Linked DNA regions of Homo sapiens: all the other regions are linked to region 3. A link is a loop called in an ENCODE intact Hi-C map of the cell type or tissue named here. Cell type or tissue: psoas muscle. All regions are shown on one strand. Region 1 overlaps WASHC4 (WASH complex subunit 4). Region 2 overlaps WASHC4 (WASH complex subunit 4). Region 3 overlaps TXNRD1 (thioredoxin reductase 1).

Evidence for each region. Peaks named below come from ENCODE experiments on the same cell type or tissue, not always from the same donor. Only the 100,000 strongest peaks of a DNase experiment are listed, where the experiment ranks them.
Region 1: it touches region 3 in a loop (2.9-fold over the local background); 4 of 110 quality-filtered maps call a loop at or near these places.
Region 2: it touches region 3 in a loop (3-fold over the local background); 3 of 110 quality-filtered maps call a loop at or near these places.

Annotation. Positions count from the first base shown.
Region 1 is chr12:105,120,221-105,128,220 of GRCh38, reverse strand. It overlaps WASHC4 (WASH complex subunit 4), which reads right to left. Exons shown (of 33, transcript NM_015275.3): 8 at 7,624-7,666; 9 at 7,017-7,120; 10 at 5,983-6,103; 11 at 2,094-2,217; 12 at 1,859-1,986; 13 at 932-1,092. Among named protein-coding and RNA genes, the nearest start is that of WASHC4, 16 kb to the right of the region's middle. In psoas muscle, no CTCF peak of the experiment used is centred here; no DNase peak of the experiment used is centred here.
Region 2 is chr12:105,140,372-105,148,371 of GRCh38, reverse strand. WASHC4 (WASH complex subunit 4) reads right to left here. Exons shown (of 33, transcript NM_015275.3): 16 at 7,971-8,000; 17 at 7,327-7,473; 18 at 7,126-7,205; 19 at 5,814-5,919; 20 at 5,129-5,245; 21 at 3,917-4,085; 22 at 3,500-3,654; 23 at 1,846-1,920; 24 at 1,226-1,330. Among named protein-coding and RNA genes, the nearest start is that of WASHC4, 37 kb to the right of the region's middle. In psoas muscle, no CTCF peak of the experiment used is centred here; no DNase peak of the experiment used is centred here.
Region 3 is chr12:104,311,429-104,319,428 of GRCh38, reverse strand. It overlaps TXNRD1 (thioredoxin reductase 1), which reads right to left. Exons shown (of 17, transcript NM_001093771.3): 6 at 6,112-6,184; 7 at 3,533-3,652; 8 at 374-516. Among named protein-coding and RNA genes, the nearest start is that of EID3, 12 kb to the right of the region's middle. In psoas muscle, no CTCF peak of the experiment used is centred here; no DNase peak of the experiment used is centred here; H3K27ac peaks cover 781 bases.

The sequences.
Region 1 (8,000 bases), 810 kb before region 3:
ACTTTAATCAGAGGACATGGCAGTACTAAAAATGACATGATCTTCCTTCCCCCAATGTATAGTAGTGATCCAACTTCCCTTTGATAGTCAAAATCAACAGAAAGTAGGTAAGTATCCCCATTACATCTTTAGCCATATCACAAACAAAAATCTGTCACCAGCATGGGGCTAGTGGCAGAGTCCTGTGTCATTTCACTCAAAAGCTTTATCCAAGTTAACGTGATTTTAGCCATGTACTCAAGAAAGAATGTGCAATAAATTAATTGTTGAAGCTGGGTGATGGGAACGTAGGGGCTCTTTATACTATTTTCTCTACTTTACGTATATTTGAAAATTTACACAATAAGAGATAAAAAATAAGGACGTATACAAAAAATAAGGATGTAAAAAAAAGAAGAAACAAAGAGTTAAAAGTGTGCCTTTGGAGAGCAAGACTGAAATACAGGAAGGAACTGGGAAGAATTATCTTTCCCTTTAAGCTTTAGCACTTTTTGATGTTTTATATACATGCATATACTATTTTCATAAAAATAAAAAGAAGGGGGAAAAAGGAAGCACATCAAGAAAAACTCAACCTCTCCCAAAATCACCATGGACACAGAATGTTTTTAATGTCATCAAATGATATCTACTGCAACAAAATCTGAGACTTCATTTGGACAAAAAATATTTAACACAGATGATAAAAACTATGTATGTACGCATTTGTATCCATAAAGTATAATCTGTCTACATCTTAAATTGACTTTAAGTGTAAAATATTCTTTACAAAAAACTTCTAGAAAACAAATCTCCTGGAGATTGCCTGACCCTTACTTATCAAGTACATTTAATCTTATAATTCAAATGGTACTATACATTAAGTGTTAGTATAATCTTTGAAAATAAAGGATATCTAAATATTTTCATTATACTTGTTTATAAAACCTACTTGGTAAGTGATTGAGCTTTCTGTTGTAGAAAAGTATCCCTGTGTATTTTAATGGCTTGAAGACTTTTTCTGTCTAGCAGTTTGGCAGCTGCTGGTATTTTCTGGATCAGAAAATTATCAGGAAACCAAATAATATTAGCAGTTAGAGTGATGGCTGGTACCTGAAACAGAAAAGGGAAAAGGGGAAAATTCATTAAATGCAGGCTAAACAACAAGCTGTTTAAAAGTTCTATAATACACATGGAAGACAACTGATTTCAAGAAAAAATAACCACAAAAAATACTTATTAATATATTATGAGACAAATATCTTTCACTGTGGCAGAGTTAAGGCATTTCTACATCTGGTGTTGAGCATGACAATTTTATTCACCTGAATATTAAATAACACACACACAAAACACCCTTTCATGGACTGTCAGATAAAAAAATGCAACAATAGAAACTTGAATCTTCATGTCTTTTAGTTTCATTCTATTTAAGTACATAAGTTTTTTAAAAAATTGGCTGGGTTATCATAGTTACTATCACTTGATGTTACACACAAACTAATCTTTCAATTTTGAAATCAGATACCACATTATGAAAATAGCAAAGACATAGAAAGAAATATATTTTAAATTTCTTCATCTTCAGTAATGAAAATCAGTGGCAAAGAAAAGGAAAAGAAAAAAGTAGTATTAGTAGCACTAAGAGAAGTTGTACAGGAACAAATCTGAACACCATCTACCAATATGTAGTAATATGATGTAGAAATACGACGTATTTTCATTCACTAAGTTACTTATTTCTGGAATACTTGAATTTTACAAGTGAATACTTTTAAATTATTTTTGTAAACAGGAATAAAATGCATTTTAAAATATTTAGTTTTATCTGCAATCTTTTTAATCTGCTCAAATTGAAAAATAAGTTTCAAGTTCTTACCTTCTTACAAATGTCCAATAAAGACTTATAAAACTTTTTATCAATAGTTCGAAAAATCTGAAAGTGCAATACAAAGAGTCCACAAATTCCAACATACTTGTCTCTCTGGTCAATTTCAGAAGGTTCTCCTTACAAATCAATAACATAAGAGAAAGCAGAACAAATATACTTCAATTATGCTTTTAAGGAAATGCAAATTTTATAAACAAAAACCAAAAAATGCGATTTACATTACCAAGTTTGGCTTCTACATTTGCAAAAATTGACCGAATACTATGTGCAAATTCCTCAGCAAAAGTACTATTTTTTGACACAGATACTCCTCCATTGAGAGAATCAAATTGTTGTTCTATACAGGCCTAGACAGGAAACATTGAAAGAGAAATTCAGACTCTCAATAATAAACGATTAAACATTTAAATATCATACACTAAATACAGTGTATGATAAATTTCTATATTCATCATTTAAATTTTACTAAAACTAAAGCTCAGGTTCTTAATCTAATCTAATATTTAGATCTTTGTGAATGAAAAATATATATGTATTTATATATTTGGGTACTAGTTATGTGAAAGTAATAAAATTGAACCCAAATCTATAATCCTGTATAAAGAGATACACACGATGTTCAGAGATGTATAAAAGATAAAGCATATTTTTTATTTTACTTTGCACTTTTAAGAGTAGAATTTATGTTTTCTGCTTACAATTACTTTCCTAGCACTTTATTATAGCATGTATAGAAATGTCTCCTGGAAAAAGAATCAATAACAAAAAAATTATCTTCTTAACCTAATGAACTAACATTTAAATTGATATATAGTTGACGCTTAAACATAAAGTTAGGGACACTGACCCTCGTGCAGTCAAAAATCTTCATATAACTTTTGTCTACCCAAAAACTTAACTAGTAATAGCACACTGTTGACCAAAAGCCTTATGGATAACATAAGTCAATTAACACATAAATAGATTAGTATCTACATATATTTTATGCATTCATGACATACCTAACTTTTCCTCAAGTTTTTTTAATATTTCTAGGCTATGCCATTTGTCTGCAAGTTTTTTTCAAAAGTGTTGCTAATGTTCAAAAAATTTTCTAATACATTTATTGAAAAACAATCTGTATATAAGTGGACCCGTGCACACTTCAAAAGCATGTTATTCAAAGGGTCAACTGTAAACAAGAGTTGAGATCAATCGGTTAAAAACTGTGATCATGTAAAACATAAACTAAAGGTAACCTTGAAGTATATTATAAATGGAATATAATGCAATTTCGAGTGGAACCTGCTTAAAGCAGCGCTCTCCAACAGAACTTTCTGTGATGATGGAAATATTCTGTATCTGTGCTGTCTGATATAACTAGTCATTAACTATATGTGGCTATTAAGGACTTGAAATGTGGCTAGCGTGAGTAAAAAAGTGAATTTTGTATTTCATTTTAATTTATTTACATTTAAATAGCCACATGTAGTTAGAAGCTACCATACTAGACTGTGCAAACCCAAATTACATTCCCTGGGCCTAGGAAGAATTAAACAGACTTGTTAAGGGTTGTCTTAAAAACCTTAACCTGGCCGGGCATGGTGGCTCATGCCTGTAATCCCAGGACTTTGGGAGGCTGAGGTGGGCAGATCACGAGGTCAGGAGTTCGAGACCAGCCTGGCCAACATGGTGAAACCTCGTCTCTACTAAAAATACAAAAATTAGCTGAGTGCAGTGGTGGACGCCTGTAATCCCAGCTACTCGGGAGGCTGAGGCAGGAGAATCATTTGAACCCAGGAGGCGGAGGTTGCAGTGAGCAAAGATTACGCCACTGCACTCCAGCCTGGGTGACAGGGCAAGACTCCATCTCAAAAACAAAAACAAAACCAAAAAAAACCTAAACCTAGAGGTTAACAGCAAACACAATACAGGCACACCTCACAGAAACCATAGGTTCAGTTCCCAACCAGCACAAAAACATGAGTGACACCAATTTCCAAGGTGGGCAGATCACCTGAGGTCGGGAGTTCAAGACCAGCCTGACCAACATGGAGAAACCCCATCTCTACTAAAAATACAAAATTAGCTGGGCATGGTAGTAGATGCCTTTAATCCCAGCTACTCGGGAGGCTGAGGCAGGAGAATTGCTTGAACCCGTGAGGCAGAGGTTGTGGTGAGCCGAGATAGCTCCACTGCACTCCAGCCTGGGCAACAAGAGTGAAAGTCCGTCTCGAAAAAAAAAAAAAAAAAGTTATATTTACACTATACTATAGTATATTAAGTATGCAATAGCATTATGTCTAAAAAAAAGTATATTAATTAAAAAACACTTTATTGCTAAAAATGCTAACATTTGAGCCTTCAGTGAGCTATCATCTTTTTGCTGGCCAAGGGTCTTGCCTCAATGTTGATATGCTGTCATCAGGCTTTGTTGTTCCACTTACAGAGAACAGGCAGAGTAGAGTAATATAATTTTTAAGGGCCCTAAGATTTTCAGAATGGCAAATGGGCACTGGCTTTCTTTGAAGCCAGGAATTGACTTTTCCTCTATGAAAGATGTAGGTGGCATCTTCCAATAGAAGGCTGTTACATCTACACTGAAAAATCTGTTGCTAAGTGTGGCCACCTCTATCAGTGATTTTAGCCAGATCTTCTGGATAACTTACTGGCTTCTACATGAGCACTTGCTGCTTTTGCACTTTAATGTTATGGAGACAGCTTCCTTCCTTAAACCTCATAAACCAACCTGTGCTAGGTTCAAATTTTTCTTCTACAGCTTCCCCACCTCTCTTAGCCTTCAGAGAATTAAAGAGAGTTACAGCCTTGCTCTGGATTAGGCTTTGGCTTAAACTAATGTTGCGGTTGGTTTGATTTTCAATTCAGTCCAACAAAACTTTCTCCATATGAGCAGTAATGCTGTTTCACTTTCTTATCATCTGTGTGTTCACAGCATTTTAATTTCCTTCAAAATTTTTCCTTTGCATTCACACGTTGGCTAGCTAGTCACAGCAAGAGGCCTAACTTTCAGCCTATCTCTGCTTTCCCCACCCCCCTAAAAGATGGAGTCTCCCTCGTCGCCCAAGCTGGAGTGCAATGGCGTGATCCTGACTCACTGCAACCTCTGCCTCCCAGGTTCAAGCGATTCTCCTGCCTCAGCTTCCCGAGTAGCTGGGATTACAAGCGCTTGCCCTAACACCTTACTAATTTTTGCATTTTTAGTAGAGAGAAGGTTTCACCATCTTGGCCAGGCTGGTCTTGAACTCCTGACCTCACGTGATCTGCGTGCCTGGCCTCCCAAAGTGCTGGGATTACAGGCATGAGCCACCGCGCCCGGCCCTATCTCTACTTTTGATATGACTTCCTAGCTAAGCTTAACCATGTCTAGCTTTTGATTAAGAGACATGAAACTCTTCTTTTCGTTTGAACACTTAGAGGCCACTGTAGGGCTATTAATTGGCCTAATTTCAATATGGTTGTGTCTCAGAGAATAAAAAGGCTTGAAGAGAGGGAGAAAGGACAAGAGCTAGCCAGTTGATAAAGCAGTCAGAACACACACAACATTTATCGATTAAGTTCATCATCTTACAGGGGCACTATTTGTAGCACCCCAGAACAATTACAATAGTAACATCAGAAACCACTGATCACCATAACAGCTATAATAATAATGAAAAAGTTTAAAATATTGCAAGAATTACCAAAATGTGACACAGAGACAAAGTGAACACATGCTGTTGGAAAAATGACGATGAAAGACTTGCTTGATGCAGGATTGCCACAAACCTTTAATTTGTAGAAAATGCAATTACCTGGGAAATGCAATAAAGCGAAATGCAATAAAACAAGATATGCCTATACCTAACTACTAAGATTAGATGTTAATCCTCAAATATTTTTATCCATTTACATAATTTTTCTAAAACTCTTGCTCCAAATACAACTAATATACTATTCATTTTGTTGGCTACTAGATACAGAAATATTTTAGTACTGTAACAATAATTTTAAGCCAAAGCACTTTTTAAAGAAAATTATATTCAACAGTATATTATAAAAGTGTCCTACTATAATTCTGAGCTTTGTCGTCTAATATGAGCCCCACTGTTACAGTCTGATACAGACCTACTTACCTGGAATATCATTCCATCCAGTAATTGCCCTTCTAGCTTCAGCAAGAACTTTTCAAATGGCTTTAATTTTTCTTCCTGAATTCCAAATTTTGAAGGATTGTGATGGACAGATTTCAGTAACCTTGAGGAAAATTAAGAGAAACATCTTAAATCTACCTAATAAATTCTTAAATTAAAAATTAAAAATTTTCCTGGAAGTCAAAATTTTATATTTATATTTCTTGTTTGGCTCTACACATTTGAAAATTTGAACACAACAATCCTAATAGATTTTCTTACGCTTTTTAATATCATCTTCAATCAAAATGCCTCATAATCTGTACATACCAGACATTTAATAAGTACTCAGAACATGAATAAAATAAACCATGGTCTAAAAAAAATTCAGGGTATACAATAAAATAAAACCAAGCTCAGGAAAGAAAAACTGTCGGGCTGGGCATGGTGGCTCACACCTGTAATCCCAGCACTTTGGGAGGCCAAGGCGGGCGGATCATGAGGTCAAGAGATGGAGACCATCCTGGCCAACATGGTGAAACGCCGTCTCTACTAAAAATACAAAAGTTAGCTGGGCATGGTGGCACACGCCTGTAGTCCCAGCTACTTGGGAGGCTGAGGTAGGAGAATCACTTGAACCCAGGAGGCAGAAGTTGCAGTGAGCCGAGATCACGCCACTGCACTCCAGCCTGGCAACACAGTGAGACTCTGTCTCAACAAAGAAAAAGAAGAAAAAACTGTCACCTGAATAGAACCCAAGGAAAACAATAAATCTGAGTCCTAAGCTAGGCAAATTAACTTTCTACTACTATAAGAATTAGGATGCTTTATACAGATGTATTATACTCGTCCCAACAAACTCATGTGAAATTAAAGAATGGTTACTGTAGTCATAAAAATATTTGATATGAGCTCCTTCTAAATATCAATCCCCAGGTCTTTTAGAAAATCTGTATTATTTATATCTGTTTACTTTTTACTAACACAAATACATTAACCAAAGTAAGAAACATTTTAAAATATTTTAATTGGTGTACCTTTTGTACATAGTCCAGTGGTCTTTCAGTGTGATATGATTATCAATAATTTCATCCAGGGTGAGCAAAACTGTTAGCAGTTCTCCCAAGTGCTCATACATAGTCTGTCAAAAAACCTTTAATGATTATCATTTAGTCACTAGTTAGAAGTTAAGCCTCATGTAGACGTTTAAAGTAAAATCATTTGGGCTGATTACTGAATTAGTAAAAGTAGTGGGTAAATCAATTTATTCAGCTACAGGTTGGATCCTCAGAAAGGACTATTTGTCTTTTAGTCTTAAATAGAGAATACTTTTCTCTTTTTAAGATGAACAAAATTTCATCCTTAGTTGCAATACTGCAGATTTATTTCACTGTCCAAAGACATCATTTAGAGAATCTGCATTACGGCACTACTGGGAAAAACTAAGTTACACTGATAATGGTCAATAATGACTCATCAACTTCACAGATGAAAGAGAACAAATGCAAACACACACAAACACACACACACACACACGCCTCTTTAAGAGTGTTCCTATGACTGTCATACTCTCCAACCATACAAACTCCAAAGTAAAATATAGTAATAATTACAGTTTTACAGGTCAAGCTAAATGTCTTTTACCTGAAAATGAACTCCAGTTGTCTCTATAATTTTGGGTGCAATCCTATAATAAAATAACAACCAAGTTAAAAAAAACTTCCTTTTTGTCATAGTTTATTCTTATTTCAAATACATACAGGAGCAGATGATCTTGGAATTTTAATATTTATCTTTATTAAGGCTCTAGTTATTTAAAATTTAAGAGCGTCAAGTCCACTTTCCCAAGAAGAGAACTACTTTGTGCATACTATTAGGATGGTGCAAAAGTAACTGTGATACAAAAACAGCAATAATTCTTGCACCAACCTAATAGTATTCTTGCCTATATCCCACTCATGGGTAGGGCTATGATGATAGGTGACCTATGAATAACCTTACCCATTGAAACCCAAATGATT
Region 2 (8,000 bases), 830 kb before region 3:
CACATCTGTTACATGAATATTTGATAGATGATAGAAGTCAAGGAAGAGTTTACTCTCAAAAGTTCAGTTTTATTTATCCTCAAAGGTACAAACATGATCATTACATGGATGACTCTTCATTTGGAATTTAAAATTGTATGTTTCATTTCTATATTGATAACCCCACTATAATGGAGCTCCAATCATATCACTCATTGGCTCAAAATCTTCAATGCTTTTCCACTGTATACTTAAATGATCCCAACTTAACTTTCCATTTTCTCCCAATTCCCTACTCCAAATGTGTTTAATAATACTGTACTACTTAAGCATTCAGTCTTCTCCCCTAAAGGAGAAATTAACTGTGCTCTGAAAACCAGGTAAATTCAAAGACTTCTCTTTTTCCACAGACAGAAAAATAGCATACGAGTTCAAATAATTCCTTCAAGTGAATGCCCATTTCGTTTTTGTTTGTTTTTTTTTTTTTGAGATGGAGTTTCGCTCTTGCTGCCCAAGCTGGAGTGCAATGGCGCAATCTCAGCTCACTGCAACCTCTGCCTCCCAGGTTCAAGCGATTCTCCTGCCTCAGCCTCCCAAGCAGCTGGGATTACAGGCGCCCGCCACCACGCCTGGCTAATTTTGTATTTTTAGTAGAGATGGGGTTTCTCCATGTTGGTCAGGCTGGTCTTGAACTCCCAACCTCAGGTGATCCTCCTGCTTCAGCCTCCCAAAGTGCTGGGATTACAAGCGTGAGCCACCACGCCAAGCGGTGAATGCCCATTTCTAAGAAGATTCAATATATTTTTAGTAAGTTCCTATTTATATGGACATCAAATAATTAGCAAACCCTGCCCCAAAAAGGGCATAAATAACATTAAGTAAATTACTATCTATTGTTGACTTTCAAAAGTAAACTTTCAGGGATCACAGATCAACACAGATAAACATATATATATGTGTGCACACACATATATTAATGTGCTGATGTCCTCAAATATCTAGCACTATTTATAATGATGGCTCTGAGATGGTAATCTACCCTAAAGTGTCTTTTGTATCACAGCTCCCATCACATCCAACACAATTTTAGGACCAGACATTTTAATTACTAACCAGAAAAAAAATGGAAATTCATGTAAAATATAAACTAGTAGTGTATGTTTACCGCAATATTCTATGAGAAAACCACGTTCCAAGCTATTAAACGGGTCTATTACCCACTCAACCCCCAAAGAAAAGTTCTTACAGTTGTATTCATAATTCCCGTGCCATGTGTTCGAATTGAATTAGCAATATGCCGAATATTAATAGTATTCAAATGCTTGTTATTGCTTGTTCGTTCAATAAAAATCTGCAATGAAACAAATTTATGCTCAGTAACAACGCAACCCATAGCAAACACTGGTCAAACAGGTATCCAAAGAAAATTTTAGAATCTATTTCATTAAAGACAATTTAATTGAAAATGCAATCAAGACAGTACAGGTGAGTATCCTTAATCCGAAAATCTGAAATCCAAAATGTTCCAATGAGCGTTTCCTTTGAGCGTCATGTTGGTGGTCAGAAGTTTACGATTCTGGAGCATTTCAGATTTTGGATTTTCAGATTAGGGATCCTCAAGTGGTATATGATACGAATATTCCAAAATCCAAAAAAAAATCTGAAATCCAAAACACTTCTTGTCCTAAACATTTCGAATAAAAGATACACAACTGGTATAATCAAGGCAAAAAAATAAACAAGGCCTCGAAAACAATTATTTTTTGTTTCATTTAATTTTCACCCATAAAAATCAATTCCTTGCCCCTCAGCCTTCCAACTATCTCCACCTACATTAAAAAAAAAAAATTTATAAACCCTACTCACCTGATTGTTGAGATTATAGAGGTATCGGGACACAAATATATGAATGTTTCTCATAATTTCTAAAACATCAAGGCCCTACAACATAATACACATACAAGTTTTATTATAATTCATTAAAATAATCAGTTAAACTTGTATCAGCATAATGACTTATTGATTATACTGTTTCCTAATAATTTTTAAGTTATTTTAAAGAACTATATAAAAGGTACGATCAAACGTTAAAAGACAAATCAAGACTATCTCCTTAGGGAAACCTGGCTGCTTATTACTTTATCTTTTGTGCAGACAGGAACAGTTAAGTTTAAATATTAAAAGATCCATGACCCACAGTCATCTCCCCACCAGCCTTGAGAATATTTGTCTCTTCAACAATCTTCTCTACATTTTTTCTACAAAGTAAACTAGTAGCCAGATTCTAAAAGGTAGTCAGAATGTGCTGTGACATTCATAAAATACATACTATTTTTCAGGTACTTTGCAAGGTTCCTTATATGTAATTCTAAAATATGAGGTATCATTCTTCTAAATTCCACAGGTGACAAAAAAGAAGCTAAGGAAGTTGTTCTCTGAGGCAAAATAGCTAGGCAGCAGCAGGGCCTTGGGACTTTAGAAAGTCTAATTCCAAACTGTTATGCTTCTTTTGATCACACCAGACCCCTTTTAAATAGTACAAGTTTTCTATTAAGAATCCTTCATTCTTTAAATAGATATTACTCTAACACCCAATGGTATCATATAAACTGTTCCATAGTTTTTTCTAATTAGAGCTCAAAGGAGCATCACAATACCTTTTTAAGTTTTTATTATAACTTTTATCATATTCTAATCTAAAAATTTGTTTACACATTTTTTCTCCCAGAGGATATTACATGAGCTGGGACTATTTATATTTATCTTTGTATTCCTAAACATAGTTCAGTGCCTAGCATGTTCTCAATAAATATCAGATATATAAATGAATAAATGAAAGGATATACAAAATAAATGAAAGGATATACAAACTGATCCTAGAAATAATCCCTACATGCAGCAAGATAAAGGGAAAACTAGAATCCTCAAATTTTAGAACTGAATAAATGTTTTTTGGTAAATATTATCTGGATCATCTTAAAGAGAACTCCACGCAAATTATCTGATAACATAAATTATTACATTCATGAGACAATGCCATACTGTACATTAACTAATTGAATTAGCAAAGCTAAATGTTTTCCTATACTCCTCATTTTAAGAACAAAAAACACATTTGTAATCATGTAAATTTAACCATTTTTCCTAAGATACTAAATTTTATATACTATAACCAGGCTTAAAATCCTTAAATGTGACTTTGAACTTCTTAAAATTCTACAGAAGTCACTTCACTATTCTAGTGTTTCTGAAAAGCTGTATATAAATATAAATATATATGTATATCTCGAATGCTCAACAGAAGGCTGAATATAAGCAGGACCCCGGTGGTAAATTCCTTTATAAAGCAATTTAGCAGCACCTAATTTTTTACTGTTGTCAAGTATAAGATTTTATATGGCAAATAATTTCTTAAAAAATAAGCACATACTAACTAAAGCAAAAAGAAAAAAGACTTCCTTAAAAAGTACTGTTACAGCCAACAGTCACAGTATGCTAAAAAAAACATTTTATACTATACCTGTTCCAAAGTCTGACTGGGAAGATGTGCCTCTGTCATAACCAGTCCATAACGCTGAGTAGCTAAGTTTCTCATCTCACTATAAGTGGCCCAGTCATGAAGGGCTACAGTTGTTAGATTGTAGAAAGTCTTGTCTAGGTAGTGAGTTACGTAAGCTACCAAAAAAAAAAAATTCAACTTGTGAAACAGTAGAAAAGGAAAAGAAATGAAACCTAAAAGGAAAAAACAACAACTTGTCCTTGAACATCAGATTTGTTCCTTTAAAATAAGGTATTAATAAAAATGAGAAAAGAAACAAAATGTAATTAAAGAATAACAACACAAAATTTAAATATACCCTCAAAGTTTTGTTTAACAGTAGGGTAAAAAAAAAAAAAAAAGAGAATATGACTCTAAGAAGGAAAGCAAAACACTCACCCCGAATGTCAATGAAACGATTGAAAAACCGAATTGGATTCAGAGAGAAAAAAAGAGCCAGGTCTTTCATGCCAACTTTGAAAGGGTTTCGGTCATCCAGCTTTAAATGAGTATGCACAGAAAGTCGCAGATCTTTCTCTATTTCTTTGCATAATTTGTCCAGCAAATGCTATTCACAAAAGATTTGATACTTTAATTTTTCAAAATGATATTGCAATTGTATTGTTTCCCTACATGTCTATGCTCCATTTTAAACCAATAGTTTTTTGGTCAGAAGCAGTTACATAAATTCTAAGTCTTTATTTTCACCAATACCTTAAGGTTAATACTCTTGAAAAGAAAATCTAAAACTAATGATTGATGGTACCATCATAAGGAACATGAATATGCAACTTAAAGCATAAAATTTATGGAAACCAGCAACAAAGGAGGAAAGGGCATGAGAACAGGCAAGAGAGAAAAGAAAAAAGCTTCCTTGTAATAACTGTTAAAAAAAAAATCACAAAATTCATTGTGCTAAAGGTAATAAAATTAATCATCTTTTCTGGTCTACCAAGGAGTTCTAAATTACTATCCAGGCATGTATTTTATTTCCTAAATAAGAATACGTAATACAAGAAATTATAAAAAGTTTTTCACAATTTCATCAAACCCAGGTAGGATTATATTGTGAAATTTCCTCATTTTTAATTCCTCCCTCCAAATAAAAATATCACTAAATGGAAATTTAATTTTAAAGATATCAGTGTTTATAATACATATTTCCTTAACAAAAGGAGGGGCATACATATTGGATTCAAATTACTTTTGTTACACACTAAATCTTTTAAATATATAATTTCCTTCTCTCAGGAGCTCTGCAAATAAAATTCAGTAAAATATTAATGGTTAAGTTGCTTTAACTGGACCATTAGCAGCTTTCAACATTCAAAACCATTTCACATTTGCATTCTTCTAATAAACAACTTTAAATTAAAATATCTATTTACAAAAGTAAATTTAAAATCTCCTAATTCCTAGTGTGATTTCTAAATAAATGAATTACAGACCAATTAGCACAACAGTGATATTGTAACTAAAAATAGTTCTTTGTTCTACCCAGCAATTTATAAATAATTTTAACTCAGTGAGTCTGCTTCAATCGAACATTTTTTTTCCAAACACTACATTCCAAACATGTTTTAAGCTTTTCAATCTCAAATATGATGTTACCTCATTTAAAATTTCCATAATTTCCTTGTCATAGCAATCCAGAAGTATCTCATAGGACTCTAAATGCCTTGCATGCATCATAGCAGGTACACAGTCGCGCAAAGCACTGAACATGTACTAAGAAGAAAATTAAAATGTACATGAATTTAGAAAAACCAGGTCTCTAATCTAAACAATACTGCAAAAGTTAATTATCTTGAAAGACAAAACCTCGATCTGAAGGAAAAATGATTTTCCACAACTGTCTTAACTTTCCTAAAGAAAAAGAACCTAAAGCATATACTTTAACTAAATATACCCAAAAAAAATCACATTCGCTAGTCCTTTCCTATCTTGTGCATTTAAACACACTTATTTCCATAAAGAAAAATATGAATATTTCTTAAAAATATTTTTTCTTTTGCATTGTAATTTGCTGATGAGTAAATGTCAGATTACTATGACATAAACTAAAATTAAGTGAAATGAAAATGATTAGGAACATGAAGGAAGAAATTAAATAAATTAACTTCGTTAACAGTAACATAAAATTTAACTACAGACTATAAACACTTTATGAATATGCAGTTTACAAAACAGTCAATTTTAAAAGTTTATTAAATCAAATGATCTATTTTAAACTAAAACGGTTTACACAGTGACTTTTAAAATGATAGAATTATTCTTTATATTGTTCTTTACTTACATGTAATCTGGCTGCATCAACAGCATTTTCATATACATCATCTAAATAAATTGGGAAGACAGCTCGATGCCAGTATAAAAAACAACAGTCACATTGTGTTTGGACTCTACAATGTAAAGTAGTAATCAGTCACACCAAAACTGAAGAATCCCAAAACAATATGAAAGGAATGACATCTACTACAGAAGGAAGAGTTCCATCTTACACAGTTCGCATTCCCTACATCACTTAACCCAACATAGTATAGAAAAGTCACAAAAGAAATACTATCAAAATGAAACAAAGGTAACAAACACTCCAATGCCTGACATTGTCAGAATTCTGCACATATGCTTTTGTAAACCATACTTGAAAAATGATATGCATAATATTCAAATATCAGAGTTTAAAATAAACATTTATTGACCATTTTTGGTTTTGGTAAATAAAAACAAACTCATTTTCAATATTATTTGCTATGACTAGACTTAAATACTTGCATCACATGCTCCATTTTCCCTGACTCTAAGTTGGAAAGAAAAATCTTTTAAAAAAAAAAAATTGTGACCCCCCCCGCCCCAAAAAAAAACCCACACTTAACATGTCTACAATCTTTGCCAAGTGACTATTTCACACCTTAAAGGGCAACAGAATGATCATTAACTATCTTATAATGAAAAAGGCTCAATATTTCTTCCAAGAGTGGAAAATTAAATGCCAATAACAAGAAAAATGTCAGCTTCTCCAGAACAACAAAAAAGTAAGTTATAAATATGAATACTAAATGGAAATTGTGCTGTAACCTTAATTCAGCTGGAAACCAAAATTCAAATTTCCCTTCAAGAAATTTACGCTTACTCAACAAAAAGAAAACAAGAAAGCCAGAAGGAGCTACAAAAATAAGCCTTCCAAAAACTAATTCAACAATGTTAATTCAAATTCGTGTCTTAAAATAAAATCATAGAACACTACGTATCATGGATTGCTAAGTCTCACACAAATAGAGGAAGCCCTGTTATAATACAGCAATTTAAGTCCAATAAAGATACCCAACATAATAATCACGATATGCATCAAAGTCGGCCAGATGCTCTGAGGTTGCACTGCTTTTTCTCATGTGAGTTTTTCTAGGGGCTACATGCTTCCTGTAGAAGCAAAGCTAAATAAATATGATCCCTAGTCACAATCTCATTTTGGTCATGCTAAAGAAGTTACAGAAAGGAACTAATGCTCGATCTGAATTTTATTTCTTCTCTTGCTATGCTAAAAAGAAAATCAATGTTTCTATTAACCCTGTCTTTGGAGTACCACAGCATATCCCAGTCCTACTTACCGTTCTCTAAGTTCACTAATAAGATCCAGTTTTTTCATGACTACTTGAAGTGGAAAGAGTTCTTCATCTTTAAATGTTTTCTATCAGGGACAGGAAAAAAAGGCAGAGAAGTTGCAGTCAAAGGTTTCTAGGGTCAGTAACAAGGGAACTGTGAAATCTCAGATCTCATTTCTGTTCCATAAGTAATAGCAATACACTTACCATTTGTGTGCCAACACTTAGTGCCAAAGAAACAATAAGTCGCCGTTGCTTTGTGCTTGGTCCATTTAGAGTGTTTTCAGCCAAAACTAGAGCAGAGAGCACATCAAGACGCTGTTCGCTGTATTTTTTGTCAGAAATCACTCTTTTCTTAAAAATAAAACAGGAAAACTATTTGTTTCTGAGGCAGTAACAAAAGACTCAGAAGAAAAACTTCTTGATTATCTTTTCCATGATTCAATTTAAGAGAGCATACACAAATACTTTCCCCATTTAAGCTTCTGACATTTATACTTTACTTCTGTAATATGATCCCTTAGTACTGTCAGAAACAGCAAATGTATTAGGCATACTTTAAAATTTCCATGTTAATTTACTAAGAAATCATTTTTTAAATGATGCATCAATTTCAAAAGTGCAATGTCTTTTTAGAAGTGTATTAATGTATTACATGCTGCAATTTCACAGTAAAGATAATGCCAATAACTTGAAGTAAAAATTGTAAAATACTATGGAGATAAATAACCGAGCATATTATGTTTGAAGGAATGGAATAAACAGGTTAAACCAGAAAACACATATAAAACAATGAAAGAACAAACAAAAAAGATAACATACTTATGCTAAATACATAATAAGCTGCATACCTTGGCCACAGAAATAGAATGAAGAGCCTG
Region 3 (8,000 bases):
CCTCAGAATTGTAAACTTCATAGTTAACAAAGGCCATTCACTACATTGTCTCATTTCATCCTCATAATGAGGACAATAATATAGTAAAAAGGATAAATTAAGACTGAGTAGTTAACAGACTTACTCAAAGTCACAATGTTAGTAAGTGCTGGAGCCAAGCCTCAAAACCAGGCGGTCTGGTCCAGCATACTTACACTTTACCATACCTCCACACAAGGCCCCATAGGATGATATGATAGCAAAATCACCAAACTGGATAGTCTGGGTCACAGTGGCTATTACTTTTATTATAATACTTTAACATTTTCTAACCAAAGCTTTTAAAAAGAGAAAAAAGAAAAAAAAAAAGCTAGTCAGGATGTCACACAATTACCTTAATCCTGTGAGGACCAATAAATTGCCCATAAGCATTCTCATAGACGACTTTTTTCTCCCGCAGAGCTACTCGGTAGCCCCAATTCAAAGAGCCAATGTGATTCTGTACAGCTTCTATCATTCTGTCCCAATCATGCTTAACTGTATAAGAAAATAAAACAAAATCTTGTTTGGCTTTTCAACTGCTGGCAAAGATCATTTCTCAATAACCACTCAAGTGAAATACAGGGAGCAGAGCTCTAAAAGGCAATCTGAAAGGGCAAATCCTCCATTTTGAGCACATATGCCACTTTTTCATCTTCAAGTATTCTCTTATAAGACTAATACAATTAAATAATACAAGACAGATCCCCTGACAATTTTAAACTAAAATAACAATACACAAACTTTTTCCTTCTTTATCTAGAAACGAACTTGAATTTTACTGATTTCTGGGATATATTAAGGCTTAGGATTCTGTGTTTGTAAGAAAATCCAAGAGATTCTGATGTAGCCGAGTATGGAGTTACTACACTAGTAACAGTGTTTATGTCAGGGGCTGGCAAACTGCACCATGGGCCAATCCAGCCCATCAGCTTTTTGTAAATAAAGCTTTATTAAAATACAGCCATGCTTATTTATTTCGATATTTTCTAGTGCTACTTTCACACTACATAAGCAGAGTTAAGTAGCTACTAGAGACCCTATGCCCCAAGAATCCTAAAATATTTACCATATGGCCTTTTACGGAAAAAATTCACTGACTATTCATTTAGACAGGATTTTAAGAGTCTTATCACATTTCCTCCAAACTCCCATATCTTATCAAAGAGAAAACTTTTTTATTCTTTTTGATTCTGTCATAATTAAATTAATCCTTTAAGTCAGGACACTAAAGTAATATTAAATTTCAAAGGATAAAAATCAACCCTTTGGTTGCCCAGACTGCCCAGACTGGAATGCAGTGGCTCAATCTGGGCTCACTGCAACCTCCGTACCCCTCAACCCAGGGTTCAAGCTATTCTCGTGCCTCAGCCTCAAGAGTAGCTGGGACTACAAGTGTGGGCCATCATGCCCAGCTAATTGTTTATATTTTTAGTAGAGACGCAGTTTTGCCATGTTGGCCAGGCTGGTCTCAAACTCCCGACCTCAAGTGCTCTGCCGACTTCAGCCTCCCAAAGTGCTGGGATTACAGGCATGAGTCATTGCACCCAGCCTCAATAATCTCTTCTTTAGAGACAGGGTCTCACTCTGTTGCCCAGGCTGGAGTGCAGTGGTGCAATCAATCACAGCTCACTGCAGCCTTGAACTCCTGGGCTCAAATTATCCCCCTGCTTCAGCCTCCTGAGAAGCTGGGACTATAGGAGAGGGCTTCCAGGCCCGACTAATTATTCTTTGTAGAGACAGGCTCTTGCTTTGTTGTCCAAGGTAGTCTCGAACTTCTGGTCTCAAACTGATCCTTTCCCCTTGGCCTCCTAAACTGTTGGGATTACAGGCATGATCCTGGCTGGCTATACAGTAAGTTTTGAAAATAGGCTTATAACACTTACTGGCCAGCCTCTGGAAGTGGGAATGACAGCACAAAAAATTGATTTATAGCCTCTAAGAGAACAGATAGATCATGGATATTGAATTCATATGATCATAATGTTAGAATTAGAGCAAACCTTAAGAAATTGGTTCAACTGAAAAAAAAAAAAAAAAAAAAAGTAACTGCAGATGCCACTGCGGTTATGGTTCTAGAGGACCAGGTAGCTTGTGGGTAGGGAAGGCTGCAGGAAGCTTGGACTAACCTCCCTGCCTGGCCTCTGTCTACCACCACTACAAAAGGCTCAGGACTTGCTGTTTCTCTGCTAGGAGTGGAATAGAATAGTATATAGCTCACCCACATGTGCTAATCATCTAAGCTGCAGTAATTATCAATGTTTTACAAAATTTCCTCCTATATCCCTCTCTCTCTTAAGGGTCTGAGCAAACAATGTGACCCCAACATTATAAAACTTTAAAAGTTAGTGATTTTCTAAGATTCCAGACTTGGAAAAGGTACTATTATTTTAAGTAGGAAGTAAAAGCATCAACAAGAGAAGCATAACTAGTTTGAGTGAGAGCAAAATTTTTCCAAGTATACATTTATGCCTTATCTTTACATTTAATAAACAATTAAAACCCCAAAAAAGCCACAAAATGTTTATCCTGGCTACTGGCTGGAATATTTTCCCTCAAATGCTCCATAATGCATAGGTCTCAAACCTCAAATCACATAGGGGTTGGAGTTTCACTCTTCACAACAGAGTGACATATGTCATAAATTAGCCAGGAAGCTATGCCAGATCTCATTTTATTCTTCTACTAAATAATGCAATCTACTTTCTAAAATTAACAATTCCACCAGGCACGGTGGCTCACACCTGTAATCCCAGCACTTTGGGAGGCTGAGGCAGGTGGATCATGAGGTCAGGAGATCGAGACCATCCTGGCTAACATGGTAAAACCCCACCTCTACTAAAAATGCAAAAAATTAGCCAGGCGTGGTGGCAGGCGCCCGTAATCCCAGCTACTCGGGAGGCTGAGGCAGGAGAATGGTGTGAACCCGGGAGGCGGAGCTTGCAGTGAGCTGAGATCGTGCCACTGCACTCCAGCCTGGGCGACAGAGTGAGACTCCGTCTCAAATAAATAAATAAATAAAAATAAAATTAACAATTCCAATCTCTTAAACTCATCTAGGGTTTCTAGGGTACTCTAAATAGTTTTAATCCAACAAAGCCTAACCACCCCCTCCTGAACAAACAACCCCCACCCCCCACAAACATCAGCTCATGAAACAGACTTCTTTGGAGGGAGAAAAATGCAACATGAAAGAAAGCAAATGCAATTAGTACTTCCTTACAAATTATAAACATTGTATGATTTCTCACAAATACTACATGACAATATATTCAAAAGAACTCTAATTTTATATTACAGAAATACCATAGTCCAAATGCAGTATCTGTTGTTACCATAACAACTATGTAAATACTTGACAAAGGATAACTCCAGTGATTATATCCATCAAAAATGTAAACAATAAAAACAACTAGGCTATTTGCTATCTTCATGAAAATGGACGACGCATCACAAAAATTGCAGCTCAAACCCCCAAAAGCACAAACAGAAGAGTAGCTTTTCCCTCTCATACCTGTCTCCTCGACTTTCCATCCATAATTTCGAGAGTCTTGCAGGGCTTGTCCTAACAAAGCTGCTTGATGCATCAGTTTTTTAGGTATGCAACCCACATTCACACATGTTCCTCCGAGACCTACAACAACATTGAGAAATCAGTTTATAACCTGCTTTCCAAGCCTTACAAACATTCAAAGAACAAAGTCAACAATTATTACAACTCTAAGAAATATTGTATTATATTTGCTTAATGTGGTCAGTAATAAAGTTTATTCCTAACTCTTACAACATCCATAAGTTCAGAGACCCTTACATACCAAACACGGTAACATCATCCTAAAACAAAACAAAAAGAGGGGCAGATTTCCACAATTTCCGTATACTTCAAAGATACAAAATTAACTGACTGCTGATAAAGATGCCAGAAATTGAAATCTTACTATGTACACAACCCTATACAGACGACCCGACTTACGATTTTTCTCTTTATGTTGATACCCATACACCCATACTGTGTTTCACTTTCAGTTCAGTATTCAGTAAATTATATGAGATATTCAACACTTTATTATAAAATAGGCTTTGTGTTAGATGATTTTGCCCAACTGTAGGTTAATGTAAGTTTTCGGAGCATGTTTAAGGTAGACCAGGCTAAGCTATGATGTTCGGGAGGTTAGGTGTATTAAATGCATTTTTGACTTGTTTTCAACTTACAAAGGATTTTATCAGGATGTAGTCCCCCATTGTAATTCAAGCAGCATCTGCACTTGCCATTGAATCTATGCAGAGGTAACTGATAAAGGGGTTGCTATGCTGGGGATGATTAGAGTGCAGTGGGTCTTAAACTGCATATAAAATTTGGTGTATATTGGCTGGGCGTGGTGGCTCACGCCTGTAATCCCAGCACTTTGGGAGGCCGAGGCGGGTGGATCATTTGAGGTCAGGAGTTCGAGACCAGCCTGGCCAAAACGGTGAAACCCTGTCTCTACTAAAAGCACAGAAAATTAGCTGGGCATGGTGGTACGTGTCTGTAATCCCAGCTACTAAGGAGGCTGAGGCAGGAGAACTGCTTGTACCCAGGAGGTGGAGGTTGCAGTGAGCCGAGATAGCGCCACTGCACTCCAGCCCGGGCGACAGAGCGAGACTCCATCTCAAAAAAAAAAAAAAAAAAAAAGAAAAAAATTTTGGTGTATATGTGCATTTTTTTAAGGAGGTGGCCTACAGCATTCACTTGGTTTTTTAAAGGATGCATGACTTCCCTTGCTCCCTAAAAATAGGTTTAGTATCCCTAAGCTTAAAGAATATGGTGACAGCTTGTTTCCATTAGAACAAAACACAGGCAGGTGACCAAAATGACATAAGAGTGAAAGATGGCAACAGACTTCACAGCTCAAAGTAAGTCCTCTGAGTAGAATACTACCAGTTGTCACTCTGGAGTATATGCTCCACAGGTCAGAAGGGATATACCTAGTACCAAGAGCAGTGTCTGACACAGATTGACACATTAAATATCTGCTGAATGGATGAATCAGAAATTGTGACATCGCCTTATCTGGACTTCCTGCTTCTTGGTTCCTTCTAATGCAAGCAGCCAAGTAATCTTTAAAAAATCTTATATTATCACATGGCTCCCCTGCCTTAGAGTCTTCAAAGGCTCATTTATATGCTCTGATTAGTCCAATTTAGTCCAAATTATATGCTTTGATTAGTCCAAATTCCTCATCTTGGCCTACAAAGCCCTCAATAGTGACACCTGCCTTCCTCTCTGGTCTCATCTCACACTACCACCTCCAGCTCCCATTATCCATGCCACAACCATGAAGGACTTTTACCTACCTCAGGGCCTTTGTATGTGCTATCCTCAAAGAAAGAGAAGCTGCCTGGAAGGTTCTGCCTCACCTTTTGACAGCTGGCTCATTCTCATTCTTTGGCCTCTTCTAAATGTCACCTCTTCAGATGTCTTCCTTGATAATCTTCTCGAAGTTAAATTCTCCTTTATCCACTTCCTCTCTATGCCACTATATTAATTTTTTCAATACCGCTTACCACAACTCCTAAAGTTCTTAGGTATCTTTTGTCTCCCCACTTAGAATATAAGCTTCACAAGGGCATGAACTTTGAATATGCCGAGTTCACTGCTATATCGTCATTGCCTTGGTTCATAATAAATGTTCAGTAAATATTATGAACATATAATTCATCAAGACTCAGAAGCAGCAAGGGCTATACAGTAGGGTATCTGATTCCAACTCTTGTTGAATGTAGGAGGTAGATTTAAAACAAATCCACATATGAAAAGTTTAAATTTTCAGTTATTAAGCCCCTATATATGCTAGATTACTCAAATATTTACCTTTAAATCATAGCTTGTAGACAGGGTTCTTACTTCTTGACTCTGTGCCAAAGAACCTAAATTTTTAGCATTTAACCTGATCCATTTTAACTTGGCTCAAATAAAAGATATATATGTTTTGGGGCTGTTTTTTCTTTAACTTAGTTTTTGATTTTTTTAATTAGGCTTTAGGAACCAGTTAGATTATTGCCAGGGGAAAACTACTTCGGCAACATCACTTCTAGAGTATCTTAAAAGCTTACCCCATCTAGTTCCAAGAGGGGTGGGAGTGACAAAGTCCAGGACCATCACCTTCTTGCCATATTGGGCTGCCTCCTGGAAAATAAAATTATTAAAGTGAGTTGGAAAGGTTAACATGACAGATTGGAAATGGGCTGTTAAAAATCCATGATTTTTTTTTAAGCTATAGAGCTTAAAGCATAACGAATAATTAATACCTGGGTACTTCACACACCATGATGATTAGTTAAACTCCAGGATAAAAATTAACAGATATTCAGATAGTTCTGAGAGTAGATTTTAAAATTATGCAGAATAGAGTAGTAAAATTGTTAGAATCAGCTGGAAACCTTAGACTTCTCTCACATAATTCCACTCAAACAATAACAGATTCAGCAATAACCTGAAAAAAGAAAGTGGCCATTTCCAAGCAAGTTGCCAAGTAGCTGAAAAAGCAGGTTTACTGATAGTCTACAGCCCTTAATGCAACCTGTATCCTATAAGGTGATATTTTAAAAATCATTTTAAAGTTTAATCTAATTTGGTTTCTAAGGCAGAATACTGAAGAAGTTTTTCTTCTGTATTACAAGATTTCCTAAAATTTTCACATGAGGCGCTCATGAAAAAGTTGACAACATCTATGATATTTCCAAATATATTTTTAGGGAGGGAAACAAGAGTTAGAAGTTTGTTTTGCAGAATATCTTTTATCATTCTCAGAGAATAAGCTTTGAATATTGGCAACTAGACCTCCAAAGGTTATTTGAAAGGACTGAGTCTACACGTCTTTCAAACACACCACCACTGGAGTAAAATACATCAGGTATTATTCCTCAATTACTTTCAGTAAAGCATTGCTTCATGCTACATACTGGTCTGCAGTATTTGGGCAGCTTCTACCCATTACTGATTCAGCACAAGCTATACCTTAGGGAATTATAACCACTTCATCTTTTAAAGGAACCTGTTGGGTAAGGATGACAGGCCCAAGGGGTCCTCACATGGGAAATTTATCTTGATTCAGAACCAGGAGCCTCACTCCTAACCTTCTTTATTTATACATCCTCTTCCCAATCACCCTCAGACCACAGAGTTAGTGGTTATTAGATAACCTCACATATACAAAAAGCAAATCATTTTTAATAAATGGGTTTAAGAAACCCAATTGCTCCCCATCTTTTTTTATATTGGAGAGAAGGGGTTATGAACAGGGAAATCATTCAAGTGAAAAAGACAAATATTAACTAAGAAATATTAACTAAGAAATATATTTGCTTAATTTCAGACCATTTCCACACAATACCCATATATATGTGTGTATATATACATATATATACACATATATATATATATTTTTTAAAGACAGAGTTTTGCTCCTGTTGACCAGGCTGGAGTGCAATGGTGCGATCTCAGCTCACTGCAAACTCGGCCTCCAAGGTTCAAGCCATTCTCCTGCCTCAGCCTCCCAAGTAACTGGGATTACAGGTGCCCACCACCACGCCTGGCTAATTTTTGTATTTTTAGTAGAGATGGAGTTTCACCACATTGGCCAGGCTGGTCTTGAACTCCTGACCTCAGGTGATCCGCCCACCTCGGACTCCCAAAGTGCTGGGATTACAGGCGTGAGTCACCACACCAGGCACAACACCCTTATTATCTCTGAAAAATCAATTAAACTTAAAGTGAACGGAAACGTGTTCCAAAATACTGGGCCCTATACTTTAATATAAGGAATGTATATTTTAATCTGGAAAAATGATTTATAAAGTGGTCCCTTACGATGTCCATGTCCTGCCCAAGTTAATGTGCAAAATGTCACAGGAGTGGATCAAATAAATTCCACAGAGAGAGGAGAGAACCCTGTCAGGGATGTTAATATTCTAATCACCACCCAGACAACAGACAACAGACA